5 separate regions of the Mus musculus genome follow, and all the other regions are linked to region 3. The links are chromatin loops, found by intact Hi-C in ENCODE. Cell type or tissue: heart. All regions are shown on one strand. Links, peaks and the distances in the headings refer to the core of each region. The heading gives the core; the rest is flanking DNA.

Evidence for each region. Hi-C counts contacts between places; a loop is a spot of excess contacts. Peaks named below come from ENCODE experiments on the same cell type or tissue, not always from the same donor. Only the 100,000 strongest peaks of a DNase experiment are listed, where the experiment ranks them.
Region 1: a loop joins it to region 3, with 2.8 times the contacts of the local background. A loop is called at or near these places in 11 of 42 quality-filtered maps.
Region 2: a loop joins it to region 3, with 8 times the contacts of the local background. A loop is called at or near these places in 13 of 42 quality-filtered maps.
Region 4: it touches region 3 in a loop (3-fold over the local background); 4 of 42 quality-filtered maps call a loop at or near these places.
Region 5: it touches region 3 in a loop (3-fold over the local background); 9 of 42 quality-filtered maps call a loop at or near these places.

What each region holds. Positions count from the first base shown.
Region 1 is chr1:164,454,124-164,460,368 of GRCm38, reverse strand. It overlaps Atp1b1 (ATPase, Na+/K+ transporting, beta 1 polypeptide), which reads left to right and starts at 2,014. Exons shown (of 6, transcript NM_009721.6): 1 at 2,014-2,608. The coding sequence starts at 2,512. It overlaps Gm32391 (predicted gene, 32391), which reads right to left and starts at 1,846. Exons shown (of 4, transcript NR_168343.1): 1 at 629-1,846. In heart, for the core only: a CTCF peak has its summit at 4,639; DNase peaks (open chromatin) are centred at 2,348 and 5,448; H3K4me3 peaks cover 3,940 bases; H3K27ac peaks cover 3,820 bases.
Region 2 is chr1:164,896,480-164,902,785 of GRCm38, reverse strand. Gm32652 (a long non-coding RNA gene) reads left to right here and starts at 3,130. Exons shown (of 5, transcript XR_865700.2): 1 at 3,130-3,387. In heart, for the core only: a CTCF peak has its summit at 3,867; DNase peaks (open chromatin) are centred at 2,395, 3,155 and 3,685; H3K4me3 peaks cover 1,144 bases; H3K27ac peaks cover 3,189 bases.
Region 3 is chr1:164,767,662-164,773,967 of GRCm38, reverse strand. No RefSeq gene overlaps it. Among named protein-coding and RNA genes, the nearest start is that of Dpt, 26 kb to the left of the region's middle. In heart, for the core only: no CTCF peak of the experiment used is centred there; a DNase peak (open chromatin) is centred at 3,167.
Region 4 is chr1:164,363,556-164,369,861 of GRCm38, reverse strand. All of the region lies in intron 9 of Nme7 (NME/NM23 family member 7), which reads right to left. Among named protein-coding and RNA genes, the nearest start is that of Gm39690, 52 kb to the left of the region's middle. In heart, for the core only: a CTCF peak has its summit at 2,950 (motif pointing left); a DNase peak (open chromatin) is centred at 2,971.
Region 5 is chr1:165,117,541-165,123,846 of GRCm38, reverse strand. No RefSeq gene overlaps it. Among named protein-coding and RNA genes, the nearest start is that of 4930568G15Rik, 29 kb to the right of the region's middle. In heart, for the core only: CTCF peaks have their summits at 1,245 and 3,299 (motif pointing right); DNase peaks (open chromatin) are centred at 3,296 and 3,896; H3K4me3 peaks cover 737 bases; H3K27ac peaks cover 1,875 bases.

The DNA.
Region 1 (6,245 bases), core at 2,246-6,245, 310 kb after region 3:
ACTGGCATTTATCATACAAGTCGACAGCTAAGGGGCAGCACTTTTCTTTTCTTTTCTTTTCTTTTCTTTTCTTTCCTTTCCTTTTTCTTTTCCTCTTCTTTCTTTCTTTCTCTCTTTCTTTCTTTCTTTCTTTCTTTCTTTCTTTCTTTCTTTCTTTCTTTCTTTCTTTCTTTCTCAATAGTAAAGAAAGTTCTGATTTAAAACCTGCCACGATGAACTGTTTGCAAACTGTTCTGGGGGTTTGAGGTACACTGGCTATGAGGAATGGTCACCGCATCAGTCTTAAGAGTCCTCTTACTCACTTTTCTTTCTTCCTCAGATGTGTAATCCTCCTGCCTATCTCCAGTCTGGGATTATAGGCAGAAACCATCAAACTCCAGCCAAGTCTCATCCCTTTTGAAGCTACTTACACCCTACTTATTCCTTATGGTTTTTTTTTTCCTGATTCTGCCCACGGGGTTTCCTCCCTCATATATATATGAGGTACACACACACACACACACACACACACACACACACACACACACACCTCCCAGTGGTCTGGTCTGCGGAATCCCCTCCACAATGTAAGTTCTGCCTAGAGACAGTGGCATCAAATCTACAGGTACAGTCTCTTCTAATAGCTTACCAACCACAAACTTGGGTTTTTTCCAAAATAAACGCTGCAGGGGCAAAGCAGAGTGACTTCTTTCTCAACAAGCTGCTCTCACAGTTGTCCTTGACACAGTGGGTCGGCAGCCCCTGTGGACTCCATGAGACTCAGTTGCTATGTCTCCCCTGAATTTTGGGTATTTTAAGGTTTTCTTCAGTCTTGCAAGTGGGATTAATGAGAAAAAGCTCATTTTTGCATCCCTTCGGTTTTGTCCTTGGGCCTGCAAGATTGACCTTGAAAATGGCAGGGTGTCTTGGGAACCCATCTCTGTGTTGGGAAGGTCTTTGATAAGAAGCTAGCTCTTTGCGCGACCGGCCAGGTCGCTCCAGGGACAGGCTTTTCTGCAGCCACTGCAGAAGCCTCGCCATGTTTTCTGCTGTGTCATCACCATAAGAGCTGTGTGGAAAGCTGTTCAGGGGCTCGGTGGATGAAAATAAGGGCGGATTTTCAGCCAACAAGGATGGAAAGAATGGTCATGTCCAACACAGTGCTCTGCGACATCTTGACATGTGAGCTGGGTCTTCCCAAGTGCTCTGTCATTCCAAGAATTCTACAGTATAGGGTAGGGGTGCCCCCAGTGAGACAGAACAGTAAGCCAATGGGAATACCAGCCACAGACCTGGGCCAGGAGAGTCTTAGGTGGCTGGGTCACGTGCATAAATTGTTCCCCGGGGTCTAGACTGGCAGGAGCCACAACCGGTTCCCAGCTACAGCCCAGGGTGGGTTTGGCAATTGTCCGGATTGAGGTGGTTCAGGCCGCCCACAAGCACAGACCAGGAGTCAGGAACCGAGGCTGCCCGCTGGGCTGGCCTGCAGAAGAGGGACGGGCCGGAACTGCAACCGCAGTGGCAGAGAGTGCGAGGGGGCGGCAGGTGCATAAGCAGAGAGGCGGAGCAGAGCTGGGCAGAGTCACTAGCGTCCTGGAGTGACCTTCCCCCACCTGGCCATGGCCTAGGGGAGGTGGACCTGCAGTAAACCCCGACCAGTACGAAGGGGTAAGACCAGTACGAAGGAGTTGAGGTCTCCGAGGTTCCCAGAGAGCGATGCAGGTGCAGGCCACAGCATTGGCGAGCGGGGGCCGGGAGGACGAGGAGGATTGTCCAGGCACAGCTCGGGGCAGAGAGAGGGCCAGCAGAGCTGCGGGAGCAGTACTCACCCGCCCCCAGTCCCTCTCCGCACCCCTGCTGCGGTGCCAGCCCCTTTAGCTTTGCCGGCTCCTTTGTGCGGGGCCCCGCGCCCGCCCCTTCGGGGGCTCAGGCCCCGCCTTCTCGGCGCTGGCGATTGGCTTGCCGTGCCGCCGGTAGGCGGAGCTACGGATGGTGGAGGCGCGGTATATAGTAAAGGTAGGGCGTGCGCCCTCAGCCAATTTCTCGGCTCCTGGCCTGCGCGCCCGTGTGCCGAGCCCGCGCTCCACTCCGCTCGCCCTTCCCGGTGACTTTCCCTCCTTGTCCCTGGTCCATCTCGCCAGAGGTCACAGCAAGCAGAGTGGTGCAGCTACAGCTTGAAGCAGCAGCTGCGGGGTTCGCTGAGCCCCCCGGAAGGCGATCGGAGTGCGGGGAAAGCCCGAGAGCGGCCGCGCGCCCACCTCTAGGTGCGGGGCTCGGAGCCGCCCAGCCCGCGCGCGCCCTCCTCCCTCGTCCCTCCTCCCTCCGCCCCCGCCGCACCTCCCCCTCCTCCCGCTCTGCCTAGGCTGCTCCGCGGCGCGCCTCGCACTCGGAGAGCCGCAGCGGCAGCGGCGCGTCTCGCTTTCGGAGACAGAGCCGGGCCGCGGGGACACCGAGCAGCCGCCGCGAGGACGCCCAGGGCGCGCGCCGCACTCGCCCTCCCTCGGCCTCGGCCGCCACTGCTGAGCAGACACCATGGCCCGCGGAAAAGCCAAGGAGGAAGGCAGCTGGAAGAAATTCATCTGGAACTCGGAGAAGAAGGAGTTTTTGGGCAGGACCGGTGGTAGTTGGTGTAAGTACGCGCTCCGCGGCTCTGCCGTCGGCGCCTTGGCTTTTCTTAGGAGGCGCGTCTGTACGCGAGCACTGCGGACAGTTCGGCGCCCGCGGGGCTGACCAGGGTGTTAGGGAGTGGGTGGTAGGAGCTGCTAGGAGCGTGCGGCCCTGGGCTTGGCATCCAGTGACAAATGTGGGGGGTCCCCAGGATGCGCCTCGGGTGGGGAGCTGGAGCTAGGGTTTTGGGTATGGTAGGGATCTTCGTTTCCTAAGCCTTTCCTCCTGGGAAATTCGGTCAGGTTCCAGGAGCCTATGTATGTACCCTCCCTTTCCATCTCCCAAGACCTTAGAAAAACGAGATTTGGGGCCGTGAGCAGAACTCACGAGCGTACCTGTTCTAATGCAGACGATGCTGCGATAGATAGCATCATTCTTCCAGTCTAGAAATGTATCTAGAATGGATAGGAACGGGGAGAAGAAATGCATCCACACTGCAGTCCTCACACATTGCAGTCATCACAGCCCAGAAATGGCCCAGTGAGCTCCATTCATGGCTCGTTTTTTAAGCCTTGGCTAGACATGGTGTTTTTAAGCTCTTCATGATACAAACGAAGAAACAGGTTATATTAGAGCATTTCATGCAGCCTGTTGCTTCCTTGGCTGGACTCCCCCTCATACCCCATTGAAAATTACATACCGTGTTTGTTTTTTACCTCCTTACACTGGAAAGGTACTAGGTTTTTTTTTTTAAGGTCATTTTGAAGGGCATAGTTGTAGACAAATCCATGAGTCGTGACTGCGGAAGGGAGGGAGGGAACTCCCCTCTGCTGCATCACTGCCCCCCTCCTTCTCCAGTATCACCATCACCACCAGCTCCTCTACCTTCTCTCTCGCCTCCTTCCCCCTCCCACCCCTATAGCAGCAGCATTGCAGGAACTAAGGGAACCCTGAAAACTAACGATGCGATGCTGCGTTCCTGTGTGGGGAGGGTCTATGGAAATAGACTGGAGAATGAGTCAGGGAAAAGAGCGCTTGGCTGACATTTTGAAAAGGAAGAAGCTGGGATGTATGATTTTTTTTCCTCCTAAAGAAAAAAAAAATGCAGTTAGGGAGCCTCTCAAAAATAAAGGGTTAATAATGCATCATTCTTCAAGGTTATGAAGGTGACGCCTCATTCATTCCACGGTATTACCAGGGAGCATAGGCATCCCTGAGCCATGGGAAAATGGAGTCTTAAATGGATGGCTTTTTATTTCGCCTTATATTCCATTTTATTTGTGGAGACTGTCCTTCCATGGGAGTATGCCCGTAGCATACCCGTGTTTCTGTAACGTGGAAGGAGAGACCTGAAGAGATGTGAGGTTTGTAAAGGATGACCAGCCTGGGCTATTTCCTAGCAACTCTTTGTAACTCAGCTAGGAGGCCTAGGAGGTGCACTGCGGAATTGGCCCCTCCTCCCACGTTGGCTAGGGCTGCTTTCCCTGGTGGTCTGGCCCCTGCAGCAGCATCACAGGACCAAGGGGGTGGCACTGACGCCAGGGACCTTGTGAAATTTGCCCTCTAGTGTTTTTCCACTTCTTAAAACATCTTTCTTTTCCTCATTCCAATCTCACACTCCTTCTTTGAATAATATTTGCTTTAGAGGGTAAGGAAGGCAGTATGGAACAGCTTGTTCTTTAAAGCGACATTTAATGGGACAGCCCTTCTGTATCAGACAGGGAGAGAGAATGAGCCTGTGTGGTCTTGAGGGTCACATCCAGCAAGGTAGTGATACCCACGGACTTAGGAAGCAGCTGCCGCAACTCATCTTCCATTTTGTGGGTGCTGAGCTCGAAACCCAGTTTGTGTTTTGTGCAATCCTATCTGTGCCCCTTTCACAATGTAAGAAATGACAGAGAAGTTCCTATGTCATAGAGAGAGAGATGCCCCCTTTCCAGCTCTGGGCCCAACATGGATGCCCTTGGGACCAGGGCACGATGCCCTTGGCTCCGTTTTGCTTATAGGTAGATTTTTCACCAAGATGGACGGCAGGAGGCTCGAGCCTGTCACCTGCTGGAGAGATCACAACTTACAAAAATCACTTTGTGCTTTCTACCTTTTCATTAAGTTTATCCATGTGTTGGTAGGTTTTTATATTTGCCATTGGTTTTCCAGGTCACTTTTTAAAACCCTATTTTTGGCATCTTAAAGAATATATATATATATATTTATTTCGCCTTATATTCCATTTATATATATATATATATATATAGGCAAAATTCCTCGTGCTCCTTGTTCTTTAATTATAGAAGGAAAAGAAAATTTGTTTTAAAGAATACAAAATGCCTTCAAAGCCGATAACCCAGCCTCCAACATCATGTCACCCAGCTGGTTGGTGGCACTAACCTAGTCTTTGTATGTGTTTCTCCGTGCCACTGGTAGCCTTGGTCTTGGGGAGAACATTGCCCGAGCTCACTAGATATGCGTGCTGCGCTCTGTCTAACCAAATGACTTTACTGCAGTGACAGGTTTACCAAGTCCTGTGCGGCAGCAACACAATCCCTCACCCAGCTTTGGTATTCTGTGCTCAGAGTGGAAAGGGTGTATATGTTCTTGAGCTTAATCATTGCGCTTGTAAAATGACTAATTTTTCCATCAATTTGTCTTTTAAACAGTAGCCTCAGTCCTGTGCCTTCTTAGGAGTCCAGGATATGAGCAGAAGGGTTGTAGTTGTTGAGGCAAATGTGGCTGAGAGCACCCAGGGTGGCACTGGAAGGGCAACAGGACAGGACAGCAGCCGAGAAGCCAGGCTCTCCAGGGGCTCTCTCGCTCACCGACTGGGTTATACCAACTCTGTACCTCTTCGCCGGAAAAAATTTTCCAGATCCCTTGACGTCACAGGCTTGCCATTAGCCTACCGCTGCCTGGATACCAAACGCAGCACTTAACCCTTGCCCTGCCAGGAGGAAGGGACAGAATGGGGGCTGTGGTTCTAGAAGATGCAGCCTCCTCTCTTCTCATCTTTGCTTTCATCTTTATGTAGGGGAGACAAGGGATGAGGTTCAGCGTTTTGTGTGGGATTTTATGTGTGTTCTGGTTCGTTTCAATAGCTCCAGAACACTGCTGTCTTGAAGTATGGATTCCTGAGGGGAAAGTTGGTGTTTTTCCATGTATGGAGAAGGCTGTGTGGCTCATTTCCACAGCTTGTGTGCCCACTCCACTCCTGGCCCCCTACCAGCATGTACACATACGCCTTTTCAATAGTCCCTTCACCCTGTAGCGTTTTTTCAGAAACCCTTTAGGAGGAACCTGTGCGCCCCCCCCCCCCCCCCCCCCCCGCAATCATGTTTCTGATAACCTTACAGATCTATTGCTTCCACTTTTCCCTTCTAGATGTGTTGTTTGACTGGCTCAGGACAGCCAGGCAATGCCTAGTGCCTAGTACAGCCTGTTACTAGGCTGCTAATCAGGGAGCTAATCCTTGTATACCAGTAACTGATAGCCTTATTCCAGTCTACCGGCTTCACGGTGGTTCAGGGTGTTTTTTGCTTGCTTGCTTGCTTGCTTGCTTTTTTATTTTTAAAGTTTATTTGTAGCTATTTCAGCCTGCCTTCTGTTAACTTCTTCTTGTTTCTTCTTCTGTGAAGAAAAGAAAAATGTAGCTTACACAAGCAGTC
Region 2 (6,306 bases), core at 1,445-5,444, 130 kb before region 3:
CATGCATCTATTGATTGATAATATTTGCCTACTTGATTACACATATTAGTGTGCCTTTAAAATCTGTATACCGTTTGTCACCATACAAAGCAAAAGCAGAAAAGAATAGGGGTTGGCAAGGGAGTACGGAAAATGGAAGCTCCCATTGCTGGTGGGAATGAAAATTATTTAACCCCCATGGGAAGTAGTTTGGTGTTTCATAAAGAGCCAAACACAGAATTACCATCCAAGCTGATGCTCACACGCCAATGTTCACCATAGTCTATTTATAAAAATCCCAAAGTAAAAACAACTCAAATACTCAGCAGCCAATGGAGAATGGAGAGACAATGGGAACATTATGCCAAGCATAATAATCCTGACAGAAAGTGACAGATCTTATTAGTCTGTTGCTATGGGAAAGCTAGAATAAGCAAGTTCACAGAAATGGAAAGTAGATTAGAAGGATCTGGGCTTACAGGCAGGAGGGACTAGGTGGTTTAAATGCAATGAGTTGGTAGTTGCTGCTTGGGATGATAGTGAAAAAGTTAAGGGAAAAGATTGTGGTGGCATTTGCATAATATTTGAATATAATTAATGACACTAATTTATACAGTAATTATAAATTTGTTATGCACATACATATATAACCACAAAAATTATGTACCTTGACATTTAAAATATTCATTTATGTTTATATGCGGGTGAGTTATATGTGCTTGTGTGTACATGTGTGAAAGCCTGTGAGAACACCTGTGGAGGTCAGAAGGCAGCACCGGGTAGCCTCCTCTATCACCCTCTGTCTATCTTTGAGGTAAGTTCTCTTGAAAACGGAGAACTCTGGTTTTCCCAGCTAGAGTGGAAGCCATCTGGAGCCAGGAATTCTCCTGTCTCTGCTCCAACTCCCTTCAAAGCTGGGGTTGCAGGCTTGTTTGAGCTGTCTGAGTTTTAGCATAGGCACTAGGATTTGAACTCTGGTCCTTACACATCTGTAGCAAGTACAAGTTTTCTTAACCACTGAGCGGTCTCTCTATTCTCCATTGAGCTTTCACATGTAAATTGGATTGTGCTGAGCAAATTACAATAAATCCTGAATTGTGACACTATCTCATTTAATCCTAGCAGCCTCTTGAACTAGACAGAATACTTAGTCTGTCTAGTTCCACACAGCCCATCCAATCTTGTTCTGACGCTGATGAACCTGTTTAGAGAGTTCACACCCTAAATTGAAGAGCCAGACTACAAATCCCTTACATTCCATATTCAACCTTTGAATGCTGATTGTTTTAGAGATTCAAGGCCCTGAAAAGTCTACCAAGGCCAACTGATCTCTACAGGTGCCCTGCTGTATGTAACTTTAGGGCATCTGGTTATGAATGGCCACTACCTCACCTCTTATTATGGTACTTGTCAGTCTGGCTGAACATTGTGTAAGGTATGAACTCAATGCACAGAAGAGCAGGGAAAGACTTAATAACAGGCCATAAGATTTCTTATTTAAGAAGATATACAAAAAGAAAAGTGCTCAGAACAGCCAAGGATTTATCTACAGTAGATCGATAACTCCCAAACAGGGACAAAATAGCCAAGATATCCAGGATATCTAGGAAAACAAGGGCTTAAAGACAACCTGGGGATTGTTGGTGATGGTCTATGGCACCGCACATTATTGGAAGTCAATTTTATTTCTTTGCTACAATAAGTAGCAAAGAAGGGATGGAAAACATTCCTCACATTTATAGATCACTTGAGAAGGTTAAGAGCTTGACTAAGGTCCCCAGACAGAAGGACCAGCCTGAAAATAGGACTCAGGTGTCTGACTGTAGGCCAGGGCTCGTTCCATGATGGTGCATCTGGCACTTCTAAGAGACGGCATCTGACGATGCCCAGTAAATGCCACACAGAGGATGGTTGTTGCTATTCTAGGTCCCAGGTGGGGGTAGCGGCAGCCAGGGGCATGTGTGGGGATGCCATCCTGGATTTGGCGTTCTTTTTTATGCCTGTGCCACTCCAACTGGCATAAGCAGGGCATAGCTGAAGATTAAATGTCCTGAACATTATTAGTCCGTTAGATGTCTTGACACCTACTTCTAGAATCCTGCCCTGTTTACTGCTCTCTTTAAGTCCTGCTGGTCAGGTTTCTGAAAGGCTTGCTGGGCATTATCTTTTGTCTTAGCTGTAATTCCTCAGAGAGAAAATACTCTCATATATTTTGGGAAAGAAAAGAAAACCTTTTTTCAATCCAGAGCTCAGGTTTCCAAGAAAAGAAAAAAAAATCCCTTTAGCATCCTATCCCTGACTTGGGTGACCAGCTTGTCTAAGTCTGCCCATGACATTCCAGGCTGAAGGTTCCATGTCCTCCCCTTAATCCAGGGTACACTGGGCAGCCCTGATTTTCTGTATCAGGTCCAAGTTCTCCCTATTTGACCCTGCTGGCGTAGAAAGCTCGGTGATAGCAAACAGCAGTCCTAGTTCTTAGCAGAGGCCTATGGCAATTACAAGTTTTAATCAGTTAATGGTTTATTTACCTATGTTGTCTCTCTCTCTCTCTCTCTCTCTCTCTCTGTGTGTGTGTGTGTGTGTGTGTGTGTGTGTGTGTGTGTGACAGTACAGATGTTGAAGTCAGGGGACAAACTGTGGGAGTCAGTTCTCTCTATGTGGGTCCCAGGAATAGAACTCAGGTCATCAAGCTTTGTGGCAAGCATGTTCACCGTAGAGTAATCTCAGCATTTTTATGCTACTCCCTGCCTAGGCATGATAGTATTGATCAGAGTGAGTTCTTTCCTTCTCCGTAGAGGGGAGGAGTCACACATCTGTGGTTTGATTTACATCTTTTGCTCTGAAGGGCAAGGATGGAGGTGAGAGGCAGAGGATCTTAGGGCCCGAGCTTTTTGGAGTGAGACTCCAAGTTTCTCAGGGGCGGAAGAAAGCAGCTGAGACTGGCTGGAGAAGAGAGAAAATGCATAGTGCCACTTATTTTTGTCAGCGTGAAATTGGGACTGGCCTATTGCCCCCAGAGGAAAACTCTCCGTGTTTCCACTGAACATTCTAGAAAAGCCAGGAGAGAAGGATAGAAAAATTACCTACAAGGTCAGTCAGTAAGTGAAGTGAAGCAATTAAGAGGATCCAGCACAAACCAGTTCGCCCTTTATTTTTCTTGGCAAACTGACTTTGACGCCCTTGGCTGGCTTTAACCCTGCCCATCGCAGCCGGTTAGAGGAAACTGTATTACCAGAGGTCAAAGTCACATACCTTGCCAAGTGTGGCTGTTTTTTTGTTTTTTTTGTTTTTGTTTGTTGTTGTTGTTGTTGTTGTTTTTGTTTTAAAAGAAGAAGAGTTCGCTGTCCATGGTGAGATGTTTTCTGTCCTATCTGGGGGCATTTCCCGGCTCCGGTTTCGCCACTAAGGGTATGACCATTTGACAGTTCCTGGGGGTTGGGGGGTGAGGAGCAATCTAGTAGCGGTTTGGCTTTTACTGTCTCTCAGGGAGTTTGCATCCAGATCCCAGAGAAGGTGAGCTCACTGCTGTGAGTGCCAGGCTTATGTAAACTGCGGCTCAGAGGCTGCGCAGAGCTGCGGGGGTGGCAGCGGCGGCGGCGGCGGCGCAGTGCAGAGCTCCCACCCAGCACAAGGAGCTGCAGGCGCTGCTGCAATGCTGCAGTGCAGAGTCTGGGGGAGCCTGCTGCAGGCGTCCACCAGGACAGTGATGGAGCCCAGAGCCCTAATCCCGCAGTGCCGAGGCATGGGAATGGGGGGTGGGGTAGGTGGGCGACTGCCTTATTGGGGTTTGCTTGACAATGAGTCGGGTGTACAGGATGCGAGATGATTGAGGACTCGCTGAGTTCATTCTGCAGGAGGAACTGGGCTAGGTCCTTCTGGGCGCGCTGCTGCCCTCTAGGGTTTTGAGTATAGCGACAAGAAATAGGACAAGTCCGGATAATAAAGCTTCAGTTGAACAGGGCACCTGAAGCCCTTGAGGGGGAACTGCTTGCGTTTTTCTGTAAATTCGCACACCTATTACCTCTTCCCCTGATTCTGCTTTTCTGTTGGAGAGGATCAATGTGTGGATTATTTCATCTGTTCTCCGCAAATCTGATGATGTTCTCAGTAGGGCAAAGGCTATCTATCCATACACCTCAGTATTTATCCAAATCAATATAGTTACGTTTTCTCTCTCTCTCTCTCTCTCTCTCTCTCTCTCTCTCTCTCTCTCTCTCTCTCTCTCTCATAGCCCTGGCCTCCTTGGTATTGGGCAAGGGGCTTGATTTACCACCCACTGCCTAGCCTGCCAAATGACCTTTATCTTTTTCTGGCACTTTCTTTTAAGAAAATGGAGCTGAAGTCGCTATAGCAAATAGCTACTCATATAGCAGCTGCCAATAGTAAGTGGAAATTCTATGCTGAAACACAATTTTCAACAAGGTAAAATCATGACTCACATACAAATACAACATGACTACATGACAGAGATTTTACATAACCCATTAAATAATTAGAGAATAAGTAGGAGGCCAAATGAGTTCAAATTCAAAGCAGAATTATGAGATTGCACACACACACACACACACACACACACACACACACTACTCTATAGTGGAATAAAACACAATGTTTGAGATTGCATTTTTTTATTTTCACAAGGTAAAAATCAAATCTGTACCAGACAAAGAGACAGACAAACACCATTTGTTTTGTCATTATTTTATTTTTATTTTTTTAAAGACAGGATTTCTCTGTAGCTCTGGCTGTCTTAGAACTCATGCTGGCTTCGGACTCAGAGATGCACTGACTTGCCTCTGATTCCTGACTGCCTTAGACCCCTGAGTCATCCTAACGTATCTAACATATTCAGTCTCCATCATGAAGATACTGAGCTGTACTCATGCCAATGTATTCTCTCCATCTTGTATTTATATTCACATCTTCTGTCTCTGTCATGGATCGGCAGAAAATTGTGACTTTGCATTCTGCTTTGACCATAGTTATGACTGCTGAGAATTAGACCAATTAAGACCCTTAGGGATGGGTTTTCTCCTAGCTTTAAGAAAAACCAAGCCATAGCCAACCGAGAGTGTCACTTACAGACTCATGGGCATGATAGCATTGTGAGCAAACTTCCTTGTTTTGAGATAAGGCAGGCTAGTATCTCAGTCACCACTGGGAAGGCTGGAGGGGAGGGGTGGGAGAGGGCAGGCTGGAGGGGAGGGGTGGGGGAGGGCAGGCGGGCTCCTGGGTTCCAGCACTGGGAGGTGTGATGAGACATAAAAGAAAACACAGTGGGATAAATCAGATATGATTTATGCATGGACAGGCAAGGAGATCTCTTTTCCCTGCTTGGGTCACACAATTAAATCTAATTAATGGAAACTGGTCATAGAGGGAGTTCAGAGCCTATTTTCGGTTGTCATTATCCTAACACAGCAATCAAAATGCAGATGAGCTATCTCTGTCTCACCCCAGGAGAGAAGCAGGCTTCTTGCTAATGAAGGGAAAATTGTAAATGAATGCTTATCAGGCCTTCCCTGTCCACGGTGGCTTCTTGGGGGTGGCAGTACTGGTAGAGAGGGCTGACAGACATTTTGCGTTCTGAAAGGGAACCTTCTTCCAAGAGAGTTCTAATGCTGCCCTAATGCTGTCTTCTCATGCTGCTGGGAGAGAGGCAGGGGGCAGAGGACACTTTCTCTAGCCGTTGGCCCTAACTTGGGCAAAGATAAAGAGCTAAGTGGCTTTTTTCAGAGTGGACGGCGGGAGGGGCAAGGGGGTAGGGTGGGGGAAGGAGTTGTGTTCTTGAACCAGAAAGTGCGCTTCGGGGCATACAGTTTGGCAGCCCTAGCGATCCATTCTCATTCTGACCTTCAGCCTCAATAATTAGAGCCATCTTATCTAACTAAACAAGAAAGATCTGGGGCAGTGTGGGATGGAATTAGAAATAACTCACTAGGAGATCCAAAGTCACCCCCAATGGGGACAGCACTGAGCTGTAGCCCAGTGGAGAAGGCTAACTTGCTGGAGGCAGACAAAGGCATCCTGAGCTGCGTGCTTGTTTGTAGACAGAAAAATGGCTCCCAACAAACACTCTGACAAACAAATCATGCCTGGATGAAACTGACGCGCACCCCTTCCCAGCAGGGGTGATAAATTAACCACAGCTGGGAGTGGCTGTGGGTTTACCGCTCAGCCTCCATCCAGTCTGTCCTGGGAGTCTCCCTCACCCCTTCTTGCCAACACTGCTACTATATTTAGCTTGTCCAGCATGTGCGCTGTCTATATTTAGTGCCTAAAAGTCAGAGTTCAGTGCACAATTCACCAAGCCATCAGTCATCTTCC
Region 3 (6,306 bases), core at 1,145-5,144:
AATCATTCTCCTGTCTCGCCACCTCTCAAACTACTTTTGTTCTGGACATTGATAACATTATGATGTTTATAACAACATTTTATTGTTTTATAAAAACATCTTCATGCATCATCTTGTTCATTTTGACAGCAAGCATCTGAAGGTGTTATTCCACATCCATTTGTTAGATACACATACATACATTGTGCTATAGAGGTTTGGGTAACTTGTCCATGGTCAACCAGCTAATTTGTGGTGTACCTAGGACTTATTCTTCATAGAAGCACACAAAATTTGGGACTTCAGGTGAGACACACCATTGTCAAGAGGACACTGAATGCTTCTGTAGAGAGTAGAGTACAATCCAGTCTTTAAAAAAAATCTTTGGCTGAGGGCCCTTTACTTTCTGGGGACTCAGACGCTGTGGAGGAAGAGGTAGTCTGGCCCTGTAAACCAGAGCGGCTGCACGGTGCCTCAGCTCCTCCTTGCAATCCCCCTCCCTACTTGCTGCCAATCTGCGCTCTTGCACCATGGCCTCAGGCTCTGCCAGTTTCCACTCTCATTGATGCTAAAGATAAGCTCGAGTCTCAAGTAGCAGGATTGCAAGAAGTATTAGAGTTACAGCAACAGTGCACTCGCCTGTCCACAGAGCTCCAAAATTCCTTAAAAGAGACCTTGACAACTTTGCTTGGTCTCCTGCTTTCCTTCCCTTCCTCCCATTTCCTTCCAGGTTTGTGGTCCCCCTCGCACCCACGAATAACTGAATCCCAAGGGACGGGATAACTGTGGGAGAAAATGAGAAGGGGGCATATTTAACAAGGACAAGAGCAGGAGCAGAGGTGCCCAGAGGATGAGCAGAGTGAAGCTTCTCCTGTTGAGGAAAACAATTTTTACTATGAGAATAAAGATCTGTTTTGTGTTCCCAGCTCCACCATAGATTCATTCAGAATACTGGGCAATTCCCCAGACCTCTTAGAGCTGCTTTCTCCTGCAGAATGCAGGGTAGTGATACATGTGCAATTTCAAAGTGGTGCAACAGAGATGTGCTATAGAAATAGGCTTAAAATTGTATATGACTTTACAAATATCAATCCTTGTAATACTAATTTTAGATAAGATTCATTTGAGGCTCTGAGTATTGAAGCATAGGGCCACAGCCACACAGAAAGGCCTGGCAAGAGCACTGATATCAGTACCAAGGCCTTCAATGAAAAGCCAACATTTCAGGACATATGGCCTTAGTGTGCTGAAAGAAAACCATTTCTGAGCGTCTCTGATCATGAACATGTATTCCTTTCTGCCTTCATGTAAAACCTTGCCATGCAAACATATCTATTTGCACATGTGTTGATGTGAGCAAAGTATGTGGCTCTATGTGGTTTGTTAAGTTCAAAATTCACATTTTAGAAAATTAATCTCTGATTCAACAGTATAAAAGGGCAGAACTTTAAAGGTGACTAGGTCAGGAGGGCTCTGTCCCCACTAGTGGATTAATGTCATTGCCATAGAAGTTAGTCATCACATCCAGAGAATGGGTTGTTGGTAAAAGAACTCCCTTTCCTTCTGCCTTGCCTCCCCTCCCCTCCCTTCATCTCCCCTCCCCTCCCCTCCCTTCATCTCCCCTCCCCTCCCCTTCCTTCCTTCCCTCCTTTCTTCCTCTTTGTACATGATACTGTCTACTATTTATGATACAGCAAGTATGCCTTCTGAAGTCTTCACCTTTCCAGTCTCCAGAACCATGAGCAATAAACATCTGTTCACTATACATTAGCCAAAGTGTGATACTCTTATACCTGAACAAACCTAAGACATAGAAAGACGGCTCAGGACCCATCACTTAACACCACACCACAGGGACTGACTGAAGATACCTTCTCAGTAGAATCTTTGACTAGACTTAGAGGTGGTAAGAAAGACTTAAAACTCATACCATGCGGGGGCAGTCAACCCTACCTGGGAAATGGCACAGAAAATAGCCATTATATGAACAGAGAGAAATGCCTGGCTTTAGGTGAAATTGGAAAAATAGGTTTCATTGCCTTTCAGAGTCTCTTAGCACTCATTCAAGTTAACTTAAACTCTGTGGTTTCTTGGTCTTAAAGTTGTCCCTCCCCTAGAGTCTCTGATATCCAGTCTTCTCCCCTAAAATCCCACTGTGCCTTTACATGTGTCAGGACAAGGAAGGAAATTTGTAATGACTGGATCTTCTATTTGCCGAGTACAGTTTTACTTTCTTTAGTTTTAGTGACTTAAAACTTGCGAACTTAGAAAATATGCGCTTTACTTTTTCAAGGTCACGGGGCTCTGGGTAACCCTGAGATTGGCTTTCAGATCACATCTGCATAATTAGAGCCAATTCATGGTGCTTTGGTTCTGAGGATAACTCAGTTTTCCATCTGTCTCATAAACAACATCTGTTACCATAGCAGACACTTTTAACACCAACATCAGGATGGTGTGAGATTCTGAGTTGTATCTGTCTCTGCTGTGTCCTAATAGAAACCCATTGGGCAAGGCAGGTTCTTTCTCTAACACTGTGTATTGTTAAGTGGGAAAGATAATAGCTATATGAGCAGTTTTGTTGAAACTATGGCATGAGTTTTTTAACAATAAGCAGGTTATCATATGATAGAATCTTAAAGGGGGTTCGTTTAAAGAACCTCTAAGAGTAATCTCCTATTCTAAGCATGCAGGGAAAGGCCTCCAGATCAGTTTTACCATTTGATGTAGGTATTTTCAGTGTTTTTCCACACTGACAGGGGAGTACACTGTAGCCTTTTCCTAAACACAGCACTCATGAGGAAAACTCTACCCAACACATCTTCATATCCAATTTGGAGGTTGTGCAAAGTCTAAAACACAAATCCATAATCTCTCTCCTCTGATGTTCTATCATGAGTGATGCTGGACCTCCTGCCGTTGAAACATTCCTAAACATTTGAGCATCTCGGAGTAAGGGCAGGTGTTAAGGGATGCACGCCACTCTCAGAAGCTCTGATGGCTCAGCTTCTCCCCCTCTTCAACTCTCAATGGCTCCAACAGGCAGCAGTACAGCCTCTGGGTCCTCCTTAAAGTTTGGGACTCTTCAACTGTGGAATCCAAATGACTCTTCTGGATGCTCTCCCAGAGCAAAGCGCTGGCTTCGAGTTATCTGGCCAACAGCCATCATGAAGACATTTGCTACTGCCAGCATGTTGACGAGAACATGGAAAATACGACTCAGGCAGGAACACACGCAGGCGTTTCTAGGCTACCTTGGCCAGGGAACCCTTGTCATTAGCTTCATGGGAAAGAGAAACCATCCGCTCCACTCCCCACTTGGCTAGTTATCAACACTGCAAAATTTAAAAGAGTTCCACAGGATTAAAGGGGAAGAGCCAGGAGAAACAGTCCATAAATTTAACAGCAGGCCCTTAGTTTGCATTTTCTATTCTGCAGGGTTCCTGCACTTCGACATGCTTAGGAGAAAGCTGCAGAAACCAAGTGTGCCTTCTTAGACTGTTCAATAGAGTGTGCCTTAGATTTTTGTTTTGAGCATTTTGGGTTTGGGAGAAGATTGGGTTTATCATCCTCTTATGTCGACTCATGGTACTCTCTCATGTTTGGTCCCATTGTTACCTCTTCTTACTTTGTTTTACAATTTCCCTTGGCCTGGCATCTTCCGTTACTACTCTTTATGGTTTGGTGTGCACTAAAGATGTTCACTATTGTCACTTTGTGTGTGTGTGTCTGTGAAGAATGAGCAGTGGTAGTTTGCATACATCTGCACTTTTGGCTTCCATGCTGTGTCTCTTATGTCCATGCCCAGCACAGTGTCTGATGGGTGCTCACTACCTTCTTCCTGGCAGTTTAACTTTTCACCTGCTAATGACAACTTTTTGCTTGCAAACAGTGTTGCTGCCCTTTTTTTTCTACATGCAATCTTGCTGGCCTATATGAGAACTCCCAGGAAAAAGACTCTACTGTAGGCAGCCCAGACACTAAGGCTAACCCCTGCCTGACTTCTTTTCAGAAACACTGGGCCAATTCCTATTAGCAATACAATGTGGGCTCCTGTTCCTTCAACTTATTTATAACTTGGAGCCCTGTAACTTTTTAAAAATTTGCCAGTTAAGTATATGAAATGCTGTATCACTGCCAGCTTAATTGCTGTGCTTGTAATTATTGATGGGGCTGAGTCTAACGAGTTCTTCAGTTTTCTTCCTTTCTGAATTATCTTTGTATATCCTTTATACATCTTCCTATTTTCCCCCCAATGATCTGTGGGCATTTCTTTATAACACCATTGATTTTCAACTTTTTTATTTTTATCATTTCCTCTGAGTATAGTACACATATGCTAAGACTATCGTGCCCATTCTAAATAGAAATTGTGGCAGCAGTTCTCAACCTGTGGGTCGTGACCCCTATGGCAAATCTTTGTCTCCAAAAATATATACATTGTGATTCATAACAGAAGCCAAATTACAGTTATGAAGCAGCAACAAAACTAATGTTATGGCTGGAAGTCACCACAACATGAGGAACTGTATTAAAGGGTCACAGCATTAGGAAGGTTGAGAACCATTGGTTTACAGAGTCATATCCTTAAGTTTGTGCTTGTAGCATCTTATTTAAAAATCCTTCTCCTTCCAAAGGCCACATTTCCTTCTTACTTGCTTGCAGTTGTACTTTTACATCAGAACTTTAAACTATCTAAAGTCTACATAGCATGAAATAAGAATCTAGAATATCTATTTTCAATATAATAATTCAGCTTAAAATGTCTATTTTCATTATAAATCAGAGTTCATAAAGCCAGCACTTAAACAGCTTCTCTGTTTCCTTCTTCTTGTTTACTTTTCTTGCAAGACACTCATTTTAATCTGGTCTACATGTGATGCACCTGCTGTTGTACTCATTCCTATCGCTTTCTGGTTGCTACAGGGAGCTTTTCCTTTTGCATTTTGTGTGTCTGCATGTGAGTGTGTGAGTGTGCGTGTGTGTGTGTGTGTGTGTGTGCGTGTGTGTGTGCATGTGCATGTATCTGTCTTCATGTGAGTGTGTGAGTGTGCGTGTGTGTGTGTGTCTGCATGTATCTGTCTTCATGTGAGTGTGTGAGTGTGCGTGCGTGTGTGTGTGTGTGTGCGCGCGCGCGCATGCCCATTTATGTGAATATGTGTGAGTGTGTATATGAGTCTGTGAGTGTGGTGTGTGAGTGTGTGTGTGTCTGCATGTATCTGTCTTCATGTGAGTGTGTGAGTGTGCGTGTGTGCATGCCCATTTATGTGAATATGTGTGAGTGTGTATATGAGTCTGTGAGTGTGGTGTGTGAGTGTGTGTGTATGTGTGATTGACTTAACTATTTGTGAGTCATAACTCTGTGAGGTCCATTGTGGAATCAAACTTGCCAAGCTTCTCAAAAGTTTCTGCTGAAATTTGCATGGAATAAAATAAACACATGATTAGCTTCAGGAAGAACTAACCAATTTATAGTAAGTAATTCCATTCACCGTCAAATCTTCTCCTGTGCCTTATAACAGCAGAGTTCTAACTCTAACCCATAATATCCTATGCACTCCCTGTATATTCACTGTTTTCTGTTCTTGGGAATTTTAGAAATTCTTCATGTTATGAATGCATTGCTTTTTTGTTATCACTTCTTATTGATAGTATATTTGGCAACCTTGCTGAATTTCTCAGCTAGTTTTGCTAGGCTGTTATTCTGTGGCGGTTTCAATGAACACCCAACTCTGTTTATTAGATGGTCCACTAAAGCCATGCTCATCCCCACCCCATGTTTTCACCCGGAATTTTCCTAGATCCTAGATTACACATTGCCTTTTGAACATCAAATATTATATCTGTCCTTCTTAGTTTAATATCTGAGGAGTGGTCCAGCTGAGGACATTAATAGCCTATGGTGCTAGGTGCAAAGCCACAACCTGGTATTTTTCATGTTCATTTCCTGATAAAAATCTTGGCTGCATTTTATGGATGTACAATATCAGTTGGTAGCTTTTTTAAGATTAAAAATCAAGTACTTTACCTTTAATAATTTGAGAAATATTTGGTCTAGATGACATCACACATCTCTTTTCTGTAAAGACCACACACACACACACACACACACACACACACACACACACACACACATCTCTTAAATGCTTAAAGATACAAATTGGGCATAACAGAAGTCTGGAAGCACTATGTGTTTGAATGTCCAGATGTCTGAATTGTTTTAATTACATGTTTTATTTTCCAGATACTCCCATTGGATGAGATTCATCCTGAAAACAAAGAAACGCCTCAGAACAGCTCCTTAGGATGCTTTCTTTAGTCCCTGTC
Region 4 (6,306 bases), core at 1,450-5,449, 400 kb after region 3:
TCCATGATATGTTGCTTTTAGGTCTGTGATTAGACTACCTAGCACAGCAGACATGCCAGGCAGAGCAAAGCATTCACTACATGGTCAGGAAGCAAGAGAAAAGAAGGGCTCTGTCCTCTTGTCCACCTCAGGGACACACCCTTGATGATCTAAAACCCCTTACCAGGTCTCACCTTCCAAGGTCACCATGAAGTATGTCATTAACATATGAGTAGTGAGAGAACACTTAGGATCTAAAATACAGCTGGCTTGTTCTGGTTTATGCTACTATTCCAAAAATAATTTAAAAATTTAGTATAATTGCATTAATTTAGTAACATACAATAGTTTAGGTTCAGTTTAACTATTAAATTAAGAACTAAGAAAGGCACTTAGGGCCTCATATTGATCCATTACCCAACCATAAAATTCAACTTAGTTGTTAAGCAAGTAGGTTTACAAAACAGACCTGATTTAACCAATATCATTAGTGACCCTCCACTTACAGCACATATCTAGATCTAAAATGAGCATTTCCCTTACCAACTGTCTAATAAGGATTACTCAGAACTCACTGCAAGGCAATGGAAGGAGGAACCAATAAGAGCTTTACAGATCTACCCAGAATGTAGTGCCCACTCATTAAAACCGATCCAACTGTAACTGTGGGCGTAGAAAACAGTAAGGGTAGACTCCATACCAACAAAGCATGGACAGAACAGGCAGACAGCAGCTAGGACTCCCAGGGAAGAGCAATCAAACACGAATCCTTACCGTGAAGACAGAATAGGTTTAACATAGCAAAGGACATAAGGAATAGCTAGCCTAGCCTGGTTGCAATAAGATAACAGGCTTAAGACTGAAAAGATTAAGAAGAATAGAAAACAATGTACGAGACCAGGGAAAACCAGAAACCTACAAAGCAGGCTCTGCACCACAGGGACCCCCAGCTCCCTGCAGGGGAGGTTCCTCCTCATCTGAGAGGTGAACTCCTTTGGGACTGGAAGAAGAGCAACTCCCAGTTAAAGATGGCGTGCAATCACAAGGATGCTACATATGTGAAAAAAACACCGGTAGAAATTTGTTTCTTTTAGAGCCAAACACCACAAAAAGACTGAAAAGCTAACTCTAAGCCATGTAAACATTTGTCCATATATGGACAAAATAAATATTTTCCCTGATCTAAAATTAGTTCTGTTGTTTGTCACCTTTTCAAGAAACACATTTTAGAAGCTTCTCAAGGCTATCTGGCTTTGCTTATACTTTTTAAAGGACTACACAGTTTTGTCTATTTTAGCTACCCAAAGTCACAGCTAAGGAGACCTGCAAATCTAGACACAATATTTCAAGAACATTGCTTCTTCTGCTGGTTCGAATGGCTCTGGCATAGCTTCAGGAAGACTACATTGCCACGTATACAACAGGCTTCAAAATAGACACATCCTTGGCTATAAATCAAATAATTCTTGCCCTCGCCTGTGCAGTGTGTTCTAAAATTAAATTCTTGCCCTCTCCTGTGCAGTGTGTATTATGTTCACTGGTACAGACCACTTTCCCCCTAGTCCCCAGCATGCTGATAATGAGACAGCTTTGATGCTGAGGCTCCTCAAAGTATGGTGCCAGCTTTCAGTAGTGTGAGCGTGACCTGGAAACTTAACAGAAAAGCAAGGTCTTATGGGATAGATTGGTGCAGGCCTGTGACCTCAGATTCTTGAGAGTCACAAAAAAGAACCACAAAAAAGTCACAGCCTTTCTATGTCCACAACTCAACCTACCCAACCAAGGGAAATCATAAATGTGCAATTAGTTTTGTCTTAATTTCTCCTACTCTTTATTCTTTAATTTGAAAATGATGAAACACATAAAATGAAAATAAAGTTGTATATCATGAAAGTAAATTTTCCCCTACTTTAGAATTTCAGTTCTTAATAAAGGCATTCATTGCTGTGTTCATTTCTCCCATGTTCTTCTAAAATGTTCAACCCATTCACAAGCATACTTGTGTGTGTGTGCACCATACATTTTATGCTTTACTTAATTTCCATATATGAGTTGTTAATAAAAATAAACCTATGGTACAGGGTATGGCATCCATGTGAAGTTTAATAAATAGTTTTGGAGCTAACTACCAGCGACATCCCAAGCCGGAGCTCTTGTTACAGGTCTCCAACAGTTAGCCTCCCCCCTTCGGAGGTGACTGCTTGGCTGTGGAAGGCTCACTCCTGTATGCTTTACCACCTACTCATTGTTATTTTTTATTGATACATAAGGTAAATGAAGACGGGAAAGAACAAGAAGAAAAGACAAGCTAAAGAAAAGGAATGGAGAAGAATGTAAAGAAGGCAAGAGCAAAAGGCAAGAGACTGGAGCAGAGGAAAACAAAAAGATTTCATGGGAAAATGCATAACTAACAGATAAGTATAAGAAGGGAATAAACCAAAAACATATACAAGCCTTTTTAAAAATTGGAAAGAGCCGGGCAGTGGTGGCACACGCCTTTAATCCCAGCACTTGTGAGGCAGAGGCAGGCAGATTTCTGAGTTCGAAGCTAGCCTGGTCTACAGAGTGAGTTCCAGAACAGCCAGGACTACACAGAGAAACCCTGACTCAAAAAAACAAAAACAATAACAAAATCGGAAAGATACAGTCAAAAAACTACTAAAGGTAGATAAGGAGACAAAAAAAAAAAAAAAAGGCTGATAGAAGATTGCTCAATAAAGAAAAAACAAAATTAGACAAGGGCATGGAGATTATGGAGATGACTAAAAAAGATGGATAGAAGACGGTATAAAATATAGTAAATATTAAAATAGTAAAATTAAGTAAAATGTTCCTAAAAGTACAACGGAAAGACCAGAAAGGAGTGCACAGTGTCTTCCTGTGCTTTCTGCTGCTCTGTGCTGAACTGTGCTGGTGACTGTCTGACATCCCCAAAGGCCTTCACTTTGCTAGTTGCTTAGCAGCGGCCTCTGCTGGTCACAGTTAGCTTTTCAGTCCCAGGGTTGGACTGACTGCCCCACCCTTCTGAGTCTACCAATTTGTAGCCCCTGAGGTGACTGTGAGGCAGGGGGTTGCTCCCAAGTATCATAATGTGAGGAATGCAGCCACAGGACTGAGGGCTGCACAAACTCCTGGGCATTAATCATCGTGGAGGACTGTGATGCAGATAACAAGCACACACACACCCCCACTCACACCCGGAGGTTCCCCGAGTTCTTCACCTCTCCATCAGTGAAGCCTACAATAGGCACTTGGCTCCAGAGACTGGTCTAGCCACAGACCTCAGGCTCAGAGTCATTCTCAGTGAATGAAGTCAGCTCCCGGTGCTAGAGGCGAGACTTTCGTTATACATGGCATTGTTTGGATGAGCAGCTTGAGATCTGCATTTCTGGGGCTTGTCAGCAAATCGTAGAATTAGATTGACACTTCTGAAAGCTATAGCTTGTCTTGAGGGCAAGACTCCAGGTAGTGTTCATCAGAGCTTCTTAGTCACACCACTGGTTTCTAACTAGAGCACTCAAAGACAAAGTCCAATGCACGTGTGCTCAGCAAGCCTGTGACTGCAGCGTGCCTTAGGAAGGTAAGTGCTAAAGAAAGTCACAGTCAAGTCCAAAAGTCAATATGGGAGGAACTACACAAACCTCTGAATATCAATGTGGTAGTTTCAAGGAAAATGGCCCCCACAGACTCATAGGGAGGGGCATTATTGGAGGTGTGACCTTGTTGGAGGAAGTGTATCACTGGGAGGTGGGCTTTGAGGTTTCAAAAGCTGAAGCCAGCCTAGTGGCTCACTGTCTCTTCCTGCTGCACTGCAGATCTAGATGTAGAACTCTTGACTACCTCTCTGTCACCATGTCTATATCTGTGCCACCATGTTTCCCCGCCATGATGATAAAAGACTAAACCTCTGTACCGCAAGCCAGCTCCAATGAAAAGTTTTCATTTGTAAGAGTTGCCATGGTCATGGTGTCTCTTCACAGCAATAAAACCCTAAGACAATCAAGAAACAATTCACTAGGGGCCACAAGTGCATCAACTGAGAGAGTGGTTCTGGTACCTTGACTGGGCAGAGTGAAACTTTTATCCTGCTCTCCTGCTCTTTTGTGGTCCCTCACAAAGAGCAGGAGAGCAGGAGAGCTGACCTTAACCCTGCTGGCGGCAGCATTGGGTGGGCTAGCTGGGGCAGTGCTGGAGAGCTTGCTCAGCTCTCTAATATACTTCTAGGCCCAGATCCAGGGGTCTGAGTTGGCCCACCCTAAATTCTACACCATCTGTGAACTGTTGGAGAGCACGAGAGGGCCAGTCCTGCAATTCCAAAGCAGAAGACTTGCCATGACATAGGAGGGCAACAACAGGATAACTGGGACGAGTCCCGGATCCAGTACCAATGGTGTGGCAGAAGCCAGAGGCCTCGGACCAGACCAATGACTCATTGCAGCGAACATTTCCAAGTGAAGATGTGTGGACAGAGGGAAATACTGTGGGACATGCTACAGCTTTGATGATGAGATGTTTTCTACACTTTAATTTTGTCGTCATTGTTGTTTTGTTTCTATTATCTTTTAGGGGTGGGGCTTGCAAGGGTGAAGAGTGAATAAGAAGGGGCAGAGAGATAAGATTCACACACACACACACACACACACAAATCAATTAAAACAAACAAACCAAGCAAACATAGAAGAAGAATCCTGGAGCTGGAGGTAGGACGATGACGCCACTACTGATAGACAGTGCTCTTCCAACTTTGATGAGCCCTACAAGCACTTGAGCTTGTGGACTATGCCTGTTCACAGGCCTTAACCTTGGACTTCTCAGCCAGGTTAGTATCTTCTGAGCTTGTTCAGTAGCTCTAGAGTAGGGCTGAGACATGCATTGGAGGTGTCTGAGCTGTCTCTGTGAACACTCGGTTTGAAAAAAAACTAAACTGAAAACTTCACAGTGGGCAATACCGCCATTTCCCCTGGGAATTTGTCCTACTCAGTATTTTGACTGCAAGTGCATACATCTGTGTACCACATGCATACCTGGTGCCTGTGAAGGGCAGAAGAGGTCACTGGATCCCTTAGAACTAGAGTTGCAGACAGTTGTGAGCCACCATGTGGATGCTGGGAATCAAACCCAGGGCCTCTGTAAAGACAAGTGCCCCTAACCACTAAGCCATCTCCTTAGCCCTTTCATCTCATTTTTTGAGACAGGGTCTCTTATTGAATCTGGAAACTCAAATTGGCTAAGACTAGCCAGCAAACTTGGGGAATTCCTGTCTTTGTCTGTCCCTTACCCCAACACTGGGGTTAGAGATGAACGCTCTGCCATTCTGAATTTTGGTTGTTGTTTTGTATTTTAATGTGGGTGCTGGGGGTCCCAGCTCAGGTCCTCAGAAACAGAAAGACTTTGCTGACTGAGCTGGATCCCCAGGACACTCAATTATTTTTGTTCTGGTAAACATTTGTAAAAGAAACTCCAGTAAGTCCCTTCTCTCACATTTTACTGTGTTTTAAGATTCAAGGGTCACCACTCAGACACTGAGAAGCCATCTGACATATGTGCTTGACTAGTCAGTTGTTCAGCATTTCAGTTCTAGGTATACGAAGAACCTTCTAGAAGAGGATTAACGCCAATGGTTACATAGGTCTCCAACAAAAGAGTCCCATCTCCCTCGCTAGCTTCCCAGGCTAGTCTGTTAATGGGCTGATCATCTAGTAGAGGGAATATCTTCAACCATTTTAGAGCTGATGACACCTAAGGTGCACATGACACAAGACTGAAGGAAAATTGACCTCAAAGACCTTGCAGCAGACATGTTTATCTGGGCACTGCCTGGTTTCCGATCTTCTCCTAGCCCTGAGCACCAGTGCCTGTGTAGCCGCACAATGAGGAACACAGACCTCCCTCCTTCCCACATGGTGCTCTGTTCTGCAGCCTACTTCCTCCCTTCCCTCTCCCAGCGAGGAGCTGGGGCAGGCCCTAGGGAGGTGGGATCCAGGGACCTGCCACATATGACATTTTATTATTTAGTTTATTAAGAAATGATTGTAAAATGGGAAAATAAGAAAGCACTGTCTGCTATCAGAAGACGAAGGAATGGTACATGCCCTGTGGAAGATGAAAGTGCGTAAATTCTGATGTGTAGTTACAACAGGTTCTTATGAGAAAGGAGCAGAACATGTAAAGAACAGGCTTACTGACTGACAAGCCTCCTCATTGACAGACGACATGGGAAACGATGGGAGGCCTTAATGTTTATACAAAATGCTAAAGGATAGTAGTCACCGGAAGTAACTCTGTGTGAGCCGAGAGCCAGCTCTGCATCCTGCTAGCCTGTACATC
Region 5 (6,306 bases), core at 1,016-5,015, 350 kb before region 3:
GGGCTTAGGAATCAGTTGCTTAATTTGATGTGGGTTTTCTATGGGTGGGGTTTTCTATTAGCATGGGGGGGGTGGTCAGTTTAAGATGTAACACTCTTAGAGTCCCAGGATAGATACCTGCCAGGCTTATCTGCTCCCAGGCTGGATCTATGGAGGCAAATGAGGACCTGAGCCAAGGGAAGAACTTAGTAATTGAGTCCAGAGGCAGTATGGGATGTCTGTGGGGCAATTTCTGGGCTTGCAGCTGGATAACAAAGAGAAAGATATTCGTGAGGCTAGGGTGATGGATAATTTGAAGATCATCTCAACCATTTCGTACCTTTAATTCCCATGTCTGCGAGAAGGGCAGGCTTGAGTTACCTTTAATGTAATCTTAAATGGTCAGTGGCATCATACCTGGCTATCATTCCCTTTGGGAATACTACTAGTTGACTATGGTAATACATACCCGCGCAAAAGTGAAACCTGGGGTTCAGTAGGTTGGCTGACTCCAGGCTTCTCAGTTCCTACAGAAGCAAACTGAAGCCTCCTGTGAATAGGAATAAGTAAGACTTTAAGTCGCTTGTGGATGGTGGGATGGCTCAGTGGGTAAATGCAAGTCTGAAGAGCTCAATTCCCAGAGCCCTCCCAAAAATGGGAGGAAGGAACTGACTTCACAGATTAGCCCTCTGATTCTCATACTCACTGTGGTACATCACACACACACACACACACACACACACACACACAATCACACAAACAAATTATACACATACCACATATAGCATACCACACACACACATCACCCCTACACATATCACACTCATCACACACATTACACACACATCACACAGACACACATCACCCCCCCACATATCATACACACGTCACAAATAACACATTATATACACGTACATACACACACACCAATAAATAAAAAGGCTAAAAAAAGCCCCCCCCCACTTCTAAGTTGGCTTTTTCCACTTTAATCAGTCAAATGTGTTTTTTTCTGTCTTGTGTCTGTGCCCTGCCTGTCGAGGCCAGCTGCCAAGACTGTGGCAGCAGAGCGCTCTAGACTTCTGATAGTCAGTACAGCCGCTCTCACGAAGCCTTCCTTAGCTAAATAAAATTAGGTAAGTTTGTTTTATCTTGAGTTTTTCTTCTAATTGCTTCAGAGTTATTCCTATCCAGGGCTGGGGACATAGCTCAGTTGGTAGGGTGCTTGCCTAGCGCACCCTGGCTTCTCTCTCCAGCCATTACAGAAACCCTTCAGTAGGGGCACATGTTTGTGGAGGGAGGAGGATCAGAAGTTCAAGGTTACCTTTGGCTACCTAGTGAGTTCAAAGTTAGCTTGGGTTACCCTGTCTCAAGCAAAGCCAAAGCAATTATTGCACGATAACCTTCTACATGGTGAGCACATGTCTTCAGTTTCCCACGAGTCTTCATTCTTCTTTGCTGGGTGTCGTAGTTAGCTCTGCCATTTCGACAACCTATAATCAACTGGGAAGAGTATGTCAACGGGAGGTTATTTACCATGGCTTGGCCAGTGGTGTATCTGTGAGGGACCTGTCTTATGTAACTTAATTGATGTGGAACTCTCAGCTCACTGTGGGCGGCACCATGTCTTAGGCAGGAGCCCTAAACTGTTTCCGAGTGGAGCTCTTGGGGCTGGGAAGATTGCCCAGTGGTTAACAACAAAGGAGTGGAGTTTAGATCCCAGCATCCATACCAGGTTGGCTCACACCTGCCTGCAACTCCAGCTACCCGGGGTACAGTGGCCTCCGGGAGCCTTTGTTCTCCAGGGAACATACTCTCCTGCCAAATACACATACCCAAGCCAACCTTGACCGAAGAGTGGCTAAATCATGCTGCGCCTAGCGAGGGATCATGCACACATTTCTTTTTCTCAGTTGTTGGTTGTGACTGTGATGTGACTGGGAGTTTGAACAGAAAGAAACCCTTTCCCAGCTGAACTGCTCTCTGTCAGTCTGCTTTTGTCACAGCACCAGAAATGAAGCCAGGGCATTCAGCGTCCTCAGAGTCTCTCCTGTGACACAATTTCCAGGGTTCCAGTCAACGTGGGTCCTCCCTTTTCTCTGTGCTGGTCCAGGGCTGAGTGTTGCTTGCAGACATGTTTCTTCTGTGGTTGTACTCAGTAGAACATCTACCACCATCTACAAATCTGTGAAGTCAGTTCCTTCCTCCCATTTTTAGGAGGGTTCTGGGAATTGAACTCAGATCATCAGACTTGCATTTACCCACTGAGCCATCCCACCATCCACATCTATCTCCTCCAGACACTAAGCTTTGATATTTTTGGGTGCCATTTAAGTGGACACCTCACATCCCCTCTCTGTGTGTGGTCAACCTAAACAAGACTTTCTCCAGGACTTGACTCTTAGATTCCCTGGGATAAATCTGTGGAAAAAATTTTTGAATGAAATTCTACCACATGGTACTTTATTAAACTGTAACAGCATATACCACAGCGAATATGAGAAGCCCAACTCAGTATCTTCTTACACATTAACAGAAGCACAGGCCACAGGGAAGTTCCAAGAGCAGTCCGGGCCAAAAATTACTTTCTCAAAAAAGGGAATCGGTTTATTCATTAACTCCCGGTTCGTGGTAAACCAAATTGATCCAACGTCCTGCCCCCTATCCTTCTGAGGAATGGAAGTTCATAGCTTGGTTATTAAAAGTCTGGGGGAGGTCTTGTGCGAATGTCCCTAAGCTGGGGCTCTGTGTCACAGAGGACAGCCAGTAATCCTCGGACTAATTTTCAGCGAAATCATCATCATCGTCATCGTCATCGTCATCACCATCACCAATTTCTTATTCGTGTTTGCTTTTAGGTGGTTGAGGGGGTTCTCTCCAGGCCCTCGACGGGGAAAAGTCGGGCACGGAGTCTTCGCGGTGTGCATGTCAGGGCTCGAGTGGAGACCTCTTTCTCTCCCTCTACAGCTTAGGTTTTGGAGCCGTTTGCTTTCCGCGGGAGACTGTAGGGCCTGAGAAAAAGCACACTATCTGTTCCGTGCCTCTTCCTCCCCGACGTAGTGGTCAGGGAGGGCGCCCTGTGAGGAAGCGGGTACTAGGTTTACGTGATCTAGGTAGGATCCTCTAAGATCTGCTGAACCTGGCCTGCCCTGGTGATGGGTAGCTGGGAAGGCATTAGACCCAGCTGTAAATGTGTAATTCTCACCCTTGAACCAGAGCCAACCATGTTCCTCAGAACTCTGCACAAAATCATCTATGCCCACCGCATTGCCCGCTAAGCTACCGCAGTTGCAGCCTCTAAACCGATACACACTCGCCGCCACGAGGGGGCAGCAAAAGCCCGGCTCGCCAACATCCCGCATTGCGTAAAGGCCTCCTGCTGCAGAACTTAAAAAAAAAAAAAAAAAAAAAAAAAAAAAAAAAGATAGAAAGAAAAGTGATGCAGCATAATTTTCCTTTTTAGAGAAATCACCATCCATATAAGGCTCGCAGCTTTAAGGTTGTGGAGTTAACTGGTACAGCCTGGATGAGAACTGTGTTCTGGTTTAGGTTAGGTTAAAAACAAAACAAACAAACAAACAAACAAAAAAAAAACCAAAAAACCAATAAACAGATCCCCAAAGCAAACCACCACTTCTGTATGAAGCATCTTTGGGGAGACTGTTAATTCAGTAATGGACCAGGTGCTTTACTGCTGACAATTCAGTATAGGAAAGACATGCCAGAAGCCCAGGGTGTGGCTTTCAGAGCCCCTCTCTGCCTTCTTGGCAGGGAAGAACATGAAGACTCGGCTTTGGAATTTGGAATTTGGGAGTTCTTGCCGAGACTAAGTGAATCCCAGGCAGGTGTCAGGACGAGGGGGTGGAGCAGTATTCTAATCCAGGATGAGAGGTTCTGGGGCCCCTCTGCTCCTTGGGGAGGTGGTGGGTTGAACGGATGCAAACGCCATACATAATAGCCCTGTTGCACGGCTGCCTCCCAGAGGGAGAAGAAAGGATTGGGACACAGGAAGTACAAGTCTGCTAAGGCTCTGGAAATCTGGGGTCGGCGTCCAGAGACAAAGCGGCACAGACCACCAAGTCCTTAGAAGTTGGGAGCTCCACCCTATTCATTCCCATCCCATATCATCCTTACCTCCCCCCCTCGCCCCGCCCCCACCATCCCTGCTTCCTCCCTGTATAAGCTGCTATTCCAGCAAGATTAAAAAACAAACACAAACCAAAACCCTGGTGTCAAAGTCTTTTAAGAAGCCAGGCCATGCCGGTTAAAGCTGTCACCTCACAGAAGTGTTCTTGCTGAAGACCAGTGCTTCAGCTTGCTTGATGGCTGGCTTAGTCACAGGATTCAGAGGCTCCAAGGAACCAACACAAAAGGCCTTTTGCCATGGACAGGAAGCAGGGCAGCTGCTGGCAGATGCTTCTTCTCTCTCCCATTCTCCCTCTCCTAAGGGCAGGAAAGTGCTGGAGCCCCGTTTTTCCCTCTGTATGGCTCTGTGTGGACAGCTTTCGGGGTGTCCTTGTGAAGTGGGGTGACAGTATCTGTGTTCTGAGTCCTCCCGTCTCCCTTACCTTCTCCGCATCCAGGCTGTTGGGATGAGAGAATTTAGCTTCTCGTTCTGGGTCAGCACAGCCCCCAGCCCATGCAAATCTATCTCAGACTCCTCTCTCTGGTGCAGACATCGCAGGAAGCGCCCGCTGCTTCTTCCATGATGCTTAGGGTGAGGGTGGGGTGGCGTGAGAGACTTCAAGAAGTCAAGAAAGACACACTGCCCGGGAGCAGCAGGAAGGCTTTCTGGTTAGGAAGGCTGCGAGTTTCTTGGATGGCTTACATTGTTGCAATTTAATCCAATTAGGCGCTGGGTGTACACTTGTCAAGAAAGACAAAGCCTTGGCAAGATAAGTCAAGGTGAAAGCCTGACTTAATGGTTTCCTAGGTGGTTAATTGGCCGACTCGTGCCCCCACTGCCTCCTGTCTCCTAAAGTTTTGCTTCTCCCTTCTGTATATCAAACTCAGTGTATCTGTAGAAAAGTGGATTTATTCCTGATTAAATTCTAATTAAGGAACAAATGCTCTTCAAATTCCAAGGACATCATTAAAGTGGCCAAAGAGTAGTTTTGAGGACAAGTCCTGGCTGTAGGCTTTAGTCATGAGCTCTAAGCAGCCAGCCCCAAGTGGCCAATTGTAATCGTTAAGCTCTTCTTCCATATCAGATTTTCCCTCCTGCTTGACCTCATGGTAATCCAGTGTGGGAGAGGAATGTCACCATCATCTTGGGAGATGAAGAGACCAAATTTGAAGCCAGCCCTGCCATGTTGAGTGGGCAAACTGGCACGGTTTTGAAGTTGGCTGAGTTTTCGCCTTCTTGTTTGTTCAATGATACTCATATTCCAAGGTTGTCGTGAGATGAGGGGTTGCGACCCTGGGCCACTGTCTGACACTGTATGTGGTTGTCTCACCAGACAGCAGTGAATCTGAGCTCCTGTCTTATATCAAGACAACTGTGAGGATGTTTTATGTCACTGAGATCCTTGAGGAAAGCCATTGCACTCTCCTCTCCGGAGCTAGCCAGGACCGGGACAGAAGACGACTGTGTCCTCAGGCACCCAGACTAGGCACAGTGTGCAGCACTCAGGAGACAGAGCAGGAGGAGCATCACAAGCTGGAGGCCATGTTCATAAACCCAGAAAGTTCCAGGCCTGCCCGCCTGGTAAGACTGTGTATCAACAAAGAAACAATTCACTGAAAAAATGTATCCCAAAGGACTTTCCTCTTTTACCTTCACAAATAGGATAACTTGTCTTCCTGTAAAAAAAAATGTTCCTTTTGAAGTGGAAAAGGAAATACCACAGAATTAAAAGGAATTTAATACACTTAAAAATTTGCTTTCAGGGACCCTGATATAGCTGTCTCTTGTGAGGCTATGCCGGTGCCTGGCAAACACAGAAGTGGATGCTCACAGTCAGCTATTGGATGGAACACGGGTCCCCCAATGGAGGAGCTAGAGAAAGTACCCACGGAGCTAAAGGGGTCTGCAACCCTATAGGTGGAACAACAATATGAACTAACCAGTACCCCTGGAGCTCGTGTCTCTAGCTGCATATGTAGCAGAAGATGGCCTAGTTGGCCATCACTGGGAAGAGAGACCCCTTGGTCTTGCAAACTTTAAATGCCTCAGTACAGGGGAATGCCAGGGCCAAGAAGTGGGAGTGGGTGGGTAGGGGAGTGGCAGGGGGAGGGTATGGGGGACTTTTGGGATAGCATTTGAAATGTAAATGAAGAAAATACCTAGTTAAAGAAAAGAAAAGAAAAAAAATTGCTTTCAGTTCTCTT